Linked DNA regions of Homo sapiens: region 2 is linked to region 1. A link is an interaction called in ENCODE POLR2A ChIA-PET data of the cell type or tissue named here. Cell type or tissue: OCI-LY7. All regions are shown on one strand. Each heading gives the region's core, and the rest is flanking DNA. Links, peaks and the distances in the headings are about the cores only.

What was found. Peaks named below come from ENCODE experiments on the same cell type or tissue, not always from the same donor. Only the 100,000 strongest peaks of a DNase experiment are listed, where the experiment ranks them.
Region 2: POLR2A ChIA-PET joins it to region 1 with 5 read pairs; 5 of 35 experiments call an interaction of 5 or more read pairs at or near these places.

The regions. Positions count from the first base shown.
Region 1 is chr18:23,978,409-23,984,614 of GRCh38, reverse strand. LINC02958 (long intergenic non-protein coding RNA 2958) reads left to right here and starts at 2,073. Exons shown (of 2, transcript NR_199650.1): 1 at 2,073-2,241. RefSeq lists an enhancer at 2,783-2,892. In OCI-LY7, for the core only: no CTCF peak of the experiment used is centred there; a DNase peak (open chromatin) is centred at 3,064.
Region 2 is chr18:24,153,659-24,156,158 of GRCh38, reverse strand. CABYR (calcium binding tyrosine phosphorylation regulated) reads right to left here. Exons shown (of 6, transcript NM_153769.3): 4 at 117-458. Among named protein-coding and RNA genes, the nearest start is that of CABYR, 16 kb to the right of the region's middle. In OCI-LY7, for the core only: no CTCF peak of the experiment used is centred there; no DNase peak of the experiment used is centred there.

The DNA.
Region 1 (6,206 bases), core at 1,750-4,249:
TGTGCCCAGGGCCAGCAGTGTCCATGAAATAGGCAGAATTTCAGGGAAAGGAGGATTTGTACCTTTATACTTTGCCCATCTGTGACTGATACACAACGTGTCCATTTACTGAATCTCTGCTAGGTAGGTACTGAGAATTCAACTAATAACAACAATAATAACTAACACATGATACTATGTGGTGGGTACCAGTCTAAGTACTTTCAATATATTAATACTTTTAATAATCATTACATCCTATTAGGTAGGTACTATTAATTATCTCCTGTTTACAGAGGAGGAAACAGAGGCACAGTTAGCACTACTAAGTGACAAAATCTGGATTTTTACCCAGGCATCTTGGCTGCAGAGTCCTACCTTGACTATGCTATACTGCCTTTCAGATGGAAAGGTAAATAAGGTACCATTTCTGTCCTTGAAGTGCCCTGGTCCAGTAGGGGAAACAGATGCAGTTATTCATTCATTTGTTCCTTCCTTTCTTCCTTCAATGTTCATTAAGCACCTGCTCCATGTCAAGAGCTTGGTATATCCCTAGCCCCCATGGAACTTACAGACATACAAGCTGTCATAAAATGTGGCAAATGCAAGATGGAGACATGTACAGAGTATTTGTTATGGGACCTCCAACTAGTAGCAATTAATGTAGTCTTGGGGGTTAGGGAGAGCTTCCTAAATAAAGTGATATTCTTATTTATTTATTATTTTTTTTTATTTTTTTATTTTTTGAGACAGAATCTTGCTCTGTTGTCTAGGCTGGAGTGCAGTAGTCTGATCTTGGCTCACTGCAACCTCTGCCTCCCAGGTTCAAGTGATTCTCCTGCCTCAGCCTCCTGAGTAGCTAGGATTACAGGCGTGCACCACCATGCCCAGCTAAGTTTTGTATTTTTAGTAGAGATGGGGTTTCACCACATTAGCCAGCCTGGTCTGGAACTCCTGGCCTCAGGTGATTCACCCACCGTGGCCTCCCACAGTGCTGGGATTACAGGCATGAGCTACCGCACCGGGCCTTGAGGTTCTTTTCTAAGGATGAATTGCACATCTCCTGTTAAAATAACACAACTCCTGGGAGACTTACTGATCAGTTGGATTCGTTATTTTCTAACATTTTGAATTTTTGAATGAATTTTTCTTCCTGAGGAGCAGGTTCTGATGAATACTGCTGAGAAAGGGACATTGTTGGTGTTGGGCAGCTGGGGTCAGTGAGAGGGGTTCCCCTAGAAGCAGGAGGGAGGTGGAAGCTTCTGAAGGGTCCACTTGCTTTGCCTCCCAATTTCCCCTTTCTTTCTGCTCCCAGGCCCAAGGCTGGACAGATCCACGTAGGCTCAACTGCCCTGAGAATGGTTCAAGCTCCAGAATGACTATGTTCCTTCCTTTTATATTCTTGGTCAATGTCTTAGTTCCTCGTGGAGAAAACCTGCTGTTTTAAATCTATATGTGCTCATTTTAAAAGTAATTTTTAATACTGTGTTCTGGGTCTATGATTATCCATTTGAAATCCGAAATTTGGGTATTTTAGAGTTCTGTGTTATGGTAAAAGTTGCTTAAGAAATCATTTGTATGTAATTTCAAGCTGTCCATGGGTTGGGGATTTAGGCTGCCAGGAGGATTTCTACTTTATGAAGAGAAGGACACCACCATGGAGAATCACCCTGGCTGCATAATCTGTGTGTGATCCTTCTTCCAAGAGAGGATGGAAAAGGCGTTTGCTCCCTTGCACGAAGAGAGTATGTGGTTTGTTATGTGGTGTTTACATTCTTTGTATACTTAGAGGAGATCCAAACAGACTTCTATAGCGCAGGAGGATTTGATAGAAAGTTAGGTAGTGTGTCAGTGTAAGAAAGGGAAAGAAAGCAAGGTAAAGGGATACAGATGAATGGGGTGTGGTTTTAGGTGGTGTAGCCAAGGAGGCTGTTTCTAAGGAGGTGACCTTTAAGCAGAGCCTGTGTGAAATGAGAGCGAGTCACCGCCGAGAGGAGGGGGAGGGGGAGAGCCAGACAGACGCCGGACATTGGCCAGCGCTGACGCAGGCCCTTGGCTGGGCAGTCCAGGGGGAATCATTATTACGGGAAGGCACATTTTCTGTAGCTTTGCCCGAAGAGAGAAGCTGTTTTCTCTCAGAGATGGAACATGTTAGCTGGTTGCCATGATGTCTTCATTTGTCCATCGCTGCCCCTCTGTGAGCAGGCAGCCATCAGGACAGAGAGTGGCATGCTGGACAGGCCGACTCTGACAAGGAGCAAGGTGAGAAGTGGGACCCATCCCACTCAAATGAGGTTGCCATGGTTATCGCCCCTGGGAGGATCTGTGCCCCTGGGGGAGAAAGGTTTCCTAACACAATACAGAGAGATGGAGAGGCCTCGGAGTCTAACTTCACACATTTCAACGTTTTGTTCAGAACCAATTCCAGATTCTGGAACAAAGCCTTCCTCCCTTTCTTTTTCCCTCCTTCTATTCACTTCTACCTCCTTCCTTTCATTCCTCCTCCCTCCTTCTCTTCTCTTCCTCTGTCCTTCCCTTAGAGACACATAATTACATAAACCCCAACCCTCAGTTCACAGCCCTCTCTCTTGGCTGTCCTGCGCAGCATCTTGGAGCAGAGCATTTTAAGTGCTTAGTGTTTCCCTGCTTCTCTCCTTCTCTTGAATGGGTGGCTGGCTTTAATCCTTCAATTCCCGAATGCTGTCACCCTGACACTGGGAGGCATGGGGGCCAGCAGCCCATAACCTGCTGTGACTGTGGAGGTACAGGGATGGCGATATTCATATGCTTACTGACTTGCCATCTAATGCGATGCAGACTAAATCTCCTCTGAACAACCTTTTGTTTTTAGAGGAAACAAACTTTCCAAAGATGTGCTGCATCGATTCCTGAGTGGAAGCACAGGGGAGCTGCAGGGAGTGCAGCCCTGGCAGTGTCAGGGTTCCCTGCAGCACCTTCTGTCCCTAATGCTGAGCAGCTGTCAGAGGGAGTGCTGCAGAGAGCTGCCCGCTGCCTGCTCGGGAAATCCTTTGCAAACTTCCCCAGTCACAGAGCATTAGAGCGGAGCCCAGTGAGTTACTGCCTGGCCTGCTATTTCTAGCCACCCCTCTCTTAAGCAGACATATGTACACAAGAGCATTTCTAGACAGAACTAGGTTTCCTGTCGCCTGTGGCTTCAAACAGCCTTTCATTATTAATCCTTTTAAAGAACATGAGCTGCACCTGTTCAGACTTTAGCAGGATTACAAGTAATTATTGGAAAAGAAGCGTGAAAAAGGTAGGAGCTCGGTTCTGTAGTACAAAAGTCTTGCATGGTGTCCGCCACCACCATATCTGCCACAGTCTCTCAGAATTCATGCTGCCTTGTGGATTACTACACAGCTCCCTGAATCTGGGTTAGGATACCTTTAAGGACAGAGTAACATACTCTCGAAGAGTTGAAAATAGGAAGAGGAGGAACAATTGAACAATTGTATATTGCATAGACATATACTTTGTGAAATCCTCAAAGCTTCCTGTGCTGAACAGTGTTTTTTTAGATGGAGTCTTGCTCTGTTGCCCAGGCTGGAGTGCAGCAGCGCGATCTTGGCTCACTGCAACCTCCGCCTCCTGGGTTCAAGCGATTCTCCTGCTTCAGCCTCCTGAATAGCTGGAATTACAGATGCCGCCACCATGCCTGGCTAATTTTCATATTTTTAGTAGAGATGGGTTTCACCATGTTGGCTAGGCTGGTCTCGAACTCCTGGCCTCAAGTGATCCACCCGCCTCAGCCTCCCAAAGTGTTGGGATCGCAGGCATGAGCCACCGGCACCTGGCTTGCTGAACACTTGATGATAACAATCACTATTATTTCCTTAGCAGTATCAATTTCATCATCAGGCAGTATAGACTAGTATATTTTCAAAAGATCTTAGCTCAGTTAAAATAGTTGGGCTCCATTCCATTTTAATAATGTCTCTTTAAGACATTGAGTTTCTTCCAAACAGCATAAATCAAGGTGACAAGATTTAGAAATAATAATCAATAAAATATGTCATTTAAAATGATCACACAGTTTTTAAATTAGAAGCCAAGAGCGTGTTAATTATTCCTTTGAGAACGGCATAGGTTTGTTGCAACTTGTAAATTAGTTTAGAAGCTAAGAATCTTAGCTGCTCCTTGAATTGATTCCAGAATTACTGCAAACTGGGTATGGGGATGGGGCATATGAGAACTACTAAGGTTGGTACAAAATGTATCCATGATCTTAGCATTTGTGCCCTATGAAACAGCACCTGAGAGAACGACTTGGGTACAGGTAATTATAATCCTGGGAAGAAGGAGTTAGGAAGTAGGGAGAGACAGGGATGGAGGAAAAACCAATATAAGTGCATATAATTAAGGCACTTAATAATATGGGGTGTATTAGTTATCAATTGCTGCTGTAACAAATGACCACAAATGTAGTGGCTTACCACGACAAAAAAATTAGTAGCTTACAGTTCTGTAGGTCAGAAGTCCAACGTGGGTCTCACTGAGCTAAACATCTCAGCAAGGCTGTGTTCCACTTGGAGTCTCTAGGAGGGAATCCTTTCTCTTTTCTAGTTTCTAGAGGTTACCTGCATTCCTTAACTTGCAGCCCATTTCTCCATCTTCAAAGCCAACAGCATCACATCTCTCTGAGCCGTTTTCTGTCATCACACTCTTTCTGACCACAGCTGGGAAAAATTATCTGCTTTGAAGAACCTATGTAATTAGATTGGGCCCACCTGGATAATCCAGGCTCCTCTCCCCAACTCAAGGTCTATAATCATATCTCCAAAGCCCCCTTTACCATAAAAGATAACATAGTCACAGGTTCTGGGGTTAGGATGTGGACATCTTTGGGGGCCTTTAATCTGCCTGCAATGGAGGCAATGGGCAGTCAGCAGTCAGGGGAGTGCTCTTTTCTAATGGGGCTCTCAGGAGTATACAGAATCCCAGAATTGTCTACCTGAAGTACAGAAGCCGGAGATGTTACCAGCTCCCATCCTCTGCTGGTTGAAGGTTCTTCCTGGAGATAATTTGCCTGCACCTCCAGGCTGTACTTGGCATAGAGCATCCTGGGCCCTGTCAGCACAGAGCAAGAAGAGCTGGCATGAAATTGTTCCCTACAGCTGTGCTGAGAACAGAGATGGGCCAAGAGGATGTGAAATAGGCAGGCTACAAGTACCTGCTACATCTATGACATGGCATCACTTAGGCATGGAGCTTGGATACTGGAGTTCAAACCCAAGGCCTGCCACTCACTGGGAAGCCTTTACAGGTGTTAGATCTTTCTGAAGTCTTGCTTTTTCCCATTTATTAGGTGGGGAGACTTATATGGACTGCATGGAAAGTTGGGAGTATTAAATGCACTAACATATGCAAAGCAGCTAGATGTATAAGGAGTGGTCAAAAAATAGCAGTAGGAATTTTTATCTATAGATCCAAAGAAACATTTATTGGTTGCCAGGCAGTGGGGCTACATCTGTGAACAAGACCAGTAAGGTCCCTGCCTTCACTGAGGGGCTTCCTTTCCAGTGCTGGAAATCAGCAATTGACAAGTAAACAAAGAAATATACAAGTCCTTACAGATTATGGCTGCTGCAATATAGGACATGAATAGAGTAGGGTGATATGATAGAAGGTAAAGAGACAGGGGTATGGCATACATGGTCCAGTCCCCTCCACTCCTGACCCCTTCCTTTTTTTTTTTTTTTTTTTTTTGAGACAGAGTCTCGCTCTGTCACCCAGACTGGAGTGGAGTGGTGCGATTTCGGCTCACTGCAACCTCTGCCTCCCAGGCTCAAGTAGTCCTCCTACCTCAGCCTTCTAAGTAGCTGGGATCACAGACTCATGCCACCACACCCAGCATTTTTTTTTTTTTTTTTTTTTTGTATTTTTAGCAGAGACATGCTTTTGCCATGTTGTCTAGCCTTTTTTGAACTCCTTATCTCAAGTGATTCATGTGCCTTGGCCTCCCAAAGTGCTGGGATTACAGGCGTGAGCCACTGGACCCAGCTCCCCTTCCATTCTAGGAGGACCTAGTGTGTTCAGGTGGCATCCAGGGATTCCTGGATCATGAGAAGGTGGCTCCTACCCCAATTCTAGGGGTAAATCACAACTGGTCTAAATCAGTGTGATTATCCTATTTCCTTTGGTGAGTGACTGGCTTAAAAGGAGACAGGAAACCCAGTGAGATTCAAGGGGTCACCTCTGGGTGGGGG
Region 2 (2,500 bases), core at 1-2,500, 170 kb before region 1:
CATGACATCTTCAGCAGCCTCTGAGCTTGGCACCTCCTTGATAACAACAGGCATACTGGTTGCCACATCCACCATTAACACATCAGATTGATCAGAATGAATAGATGAAACTTTACCTAACATCTGAGCAGCAAGCTGAGCTGGGTCAGCTGGGACGTAGGCAAACTCTGGTGAGACAGCTGTTGGAGGTGGTGATGAGGGTGGGGTAGTAGTCTTAGGGGTGGCTGGTTTGGAAGAAAGACCACCAACTGCTTCCGTTTGCTCAGTGCCTGGCACAGCATAAACTGATGGAAACTGGGTGGTTTTGTCACTATATTCTGTTCTGGTTACATTGTCCTCGTCTGTGTCTGTAGATTTTTCCATCTGGGTAGGTACTTTAGATTCTACAGATGTTTTTCCTGGTTCTTTTAAACATTCTAATTTCTTCTGTGGTGTCGTTCCTTCTGACCATTTCTCTACTGAAAAACAACAACCAGATGGGTTAATTAACATCTAAAAAGATTTTTAGAGAAGAAAAGATTTTTAAAGAAGGCAATAATAGGGATGTAGTGGCTCATGCCTGTAATCCCAGGACTTTGGAAGGCTGAGGCAGGAGGATCGCTTGAGCCCAGGAGTTCAAGACCAGCCTGGGCAACAGTGAGACCCCATCTCTACCCACCACCACCAAAAAAAAAAGCAATAATGGGTTAAGCATTCAGATGTCAGTATAGACACAAATTAAAAGAGTTTTCAGCTTTGTTTTCCAACATCTGTAGTGTGGGTAATAAAACATTCCTGTCCTTATCCTGTCCAAGACCCTCAATTCATTTCCTTAGAAATAAGTGACACTTAATAGCGCAGTAGCAAGACTAATAATCAGATATCATCCTAAGGTGGTCAGCATCAGGGAAAGATCATAACTTTGTGCCTAGAACTAAGGAAGCTGAAAACCTCCATGGAAAAAGCTCCTGATCAAACTTCCACACAAAACTGGGGAAAAAGGTTGGGTGGGGGGGAGACCAACTTGGGCAATAAATTATTTCATCTTTGTTGGTATAGTAATTTAGTAATGACATAGATGCTGCATATTAATAAAGGCATTCCTCCATTTAAGAAAATTGGTATATAAAGTTTAACTTAATGAATTGATAAGCTAGAGGACTATAGGATTTTTTTTACTTTAAGAAAGTCACATATTCTAACCTAAAAATGGTAGCACCTGCTAATAATGTGTGATCATGCAGCCAAAGTCAGACTGACCCAGCCAAGAGGAAAAGAAAGATATCTCTGGATCTGAAAGTGTAGCCTTAAGTGAATCCTCAGGCATGAGGAAAATTCTCATGGGTTGGAAGGTCACAACAGCTGATGACATATACAAAATCCTAGAGTTGGAAAACTGCTGTAATATTTTATGTGCATCACCCACACACCTAACTACCTTAGTCATTAACTCATCAAAAGTTTTCACATCTGTTTGCTGAGAATTTTCCTTTGGGAAGCATTTCTCTAATGAAATTTATAAGAAAAGCAGAATTTGCTTCATAAGAATATATTTGGCTCAAGTCAAAACTTTGGAGACATGTTTTCAATAGGTTCAGCTGCATTCTGAAAAATAGTGTCCTGCAGTGTCTCCTTTGACATTGGCTGCTGATGTTTTATAAATTCAATTAAGATTTCTAATTCGGGACATGGACATTATACCAAATGCTCACATGCAGAGAAAGATTCAAAAAGAGAGAAAGCCACATCTATCATTACCTCCCTCTGCTTAGAACAATAACCTCATTTTCCTAACCATTCACCTCTTCAGGACTTTCCCATCCAGTTTTTAGGAAAGCCCTTTTATCCACCAGCACATCTGACTGAGTGCTTGTGCTACATACTACATGTAAGAATGGTCTAGGCACTGTTGAGGATAGAAAGACTATTAAGACGAGACCTCAATATAGCTTACATTTAATAGGAGAAATAAGATAGACAAATATAGGTTAAAAAGTACAAATACCTAATTGGAACTAATAAAGATCTTGGAGTTCTGAGGAGGGGAAAAATTTTTTTTTTTTTTTTTTTTTTTTTTGAGATGGAGTCTTGCTCTGTTGCCCAGGCTAGAGTGCAGTGGTGCCATCTTGGCTCACTGCAACCTCTACCTCCCGGGTTCAAACAATGCTCCTGCCTCAGCCTCCTGAGTAGCTGGGACTATGGGCACCTGCCACCATGCCCGGCTAATTTTTGTATTTTTAGTAGAGACAGGGTTTCACCATGTTGGCCAAGCTAGTCTTGAACTCCTGATCTTGTGATCCACCTGCCTCGGCCTTCCAAAGTGCTGGGATTACAGGGGTTGAGCCACCGCACCCAGCCGAAAAATCTTATTTAAGCCTGACCTTGGGAGAGTTACTCTTATGCTTAGGATATAGAAAGCTACAAAATACATTGTTTCCATCATAACAACAGGAAAAAGCCAGATAGATAAGCCACAAAAACATAACTTTTCTTGAGTCCAGCAGAGAGCTGAAGTCAAAAG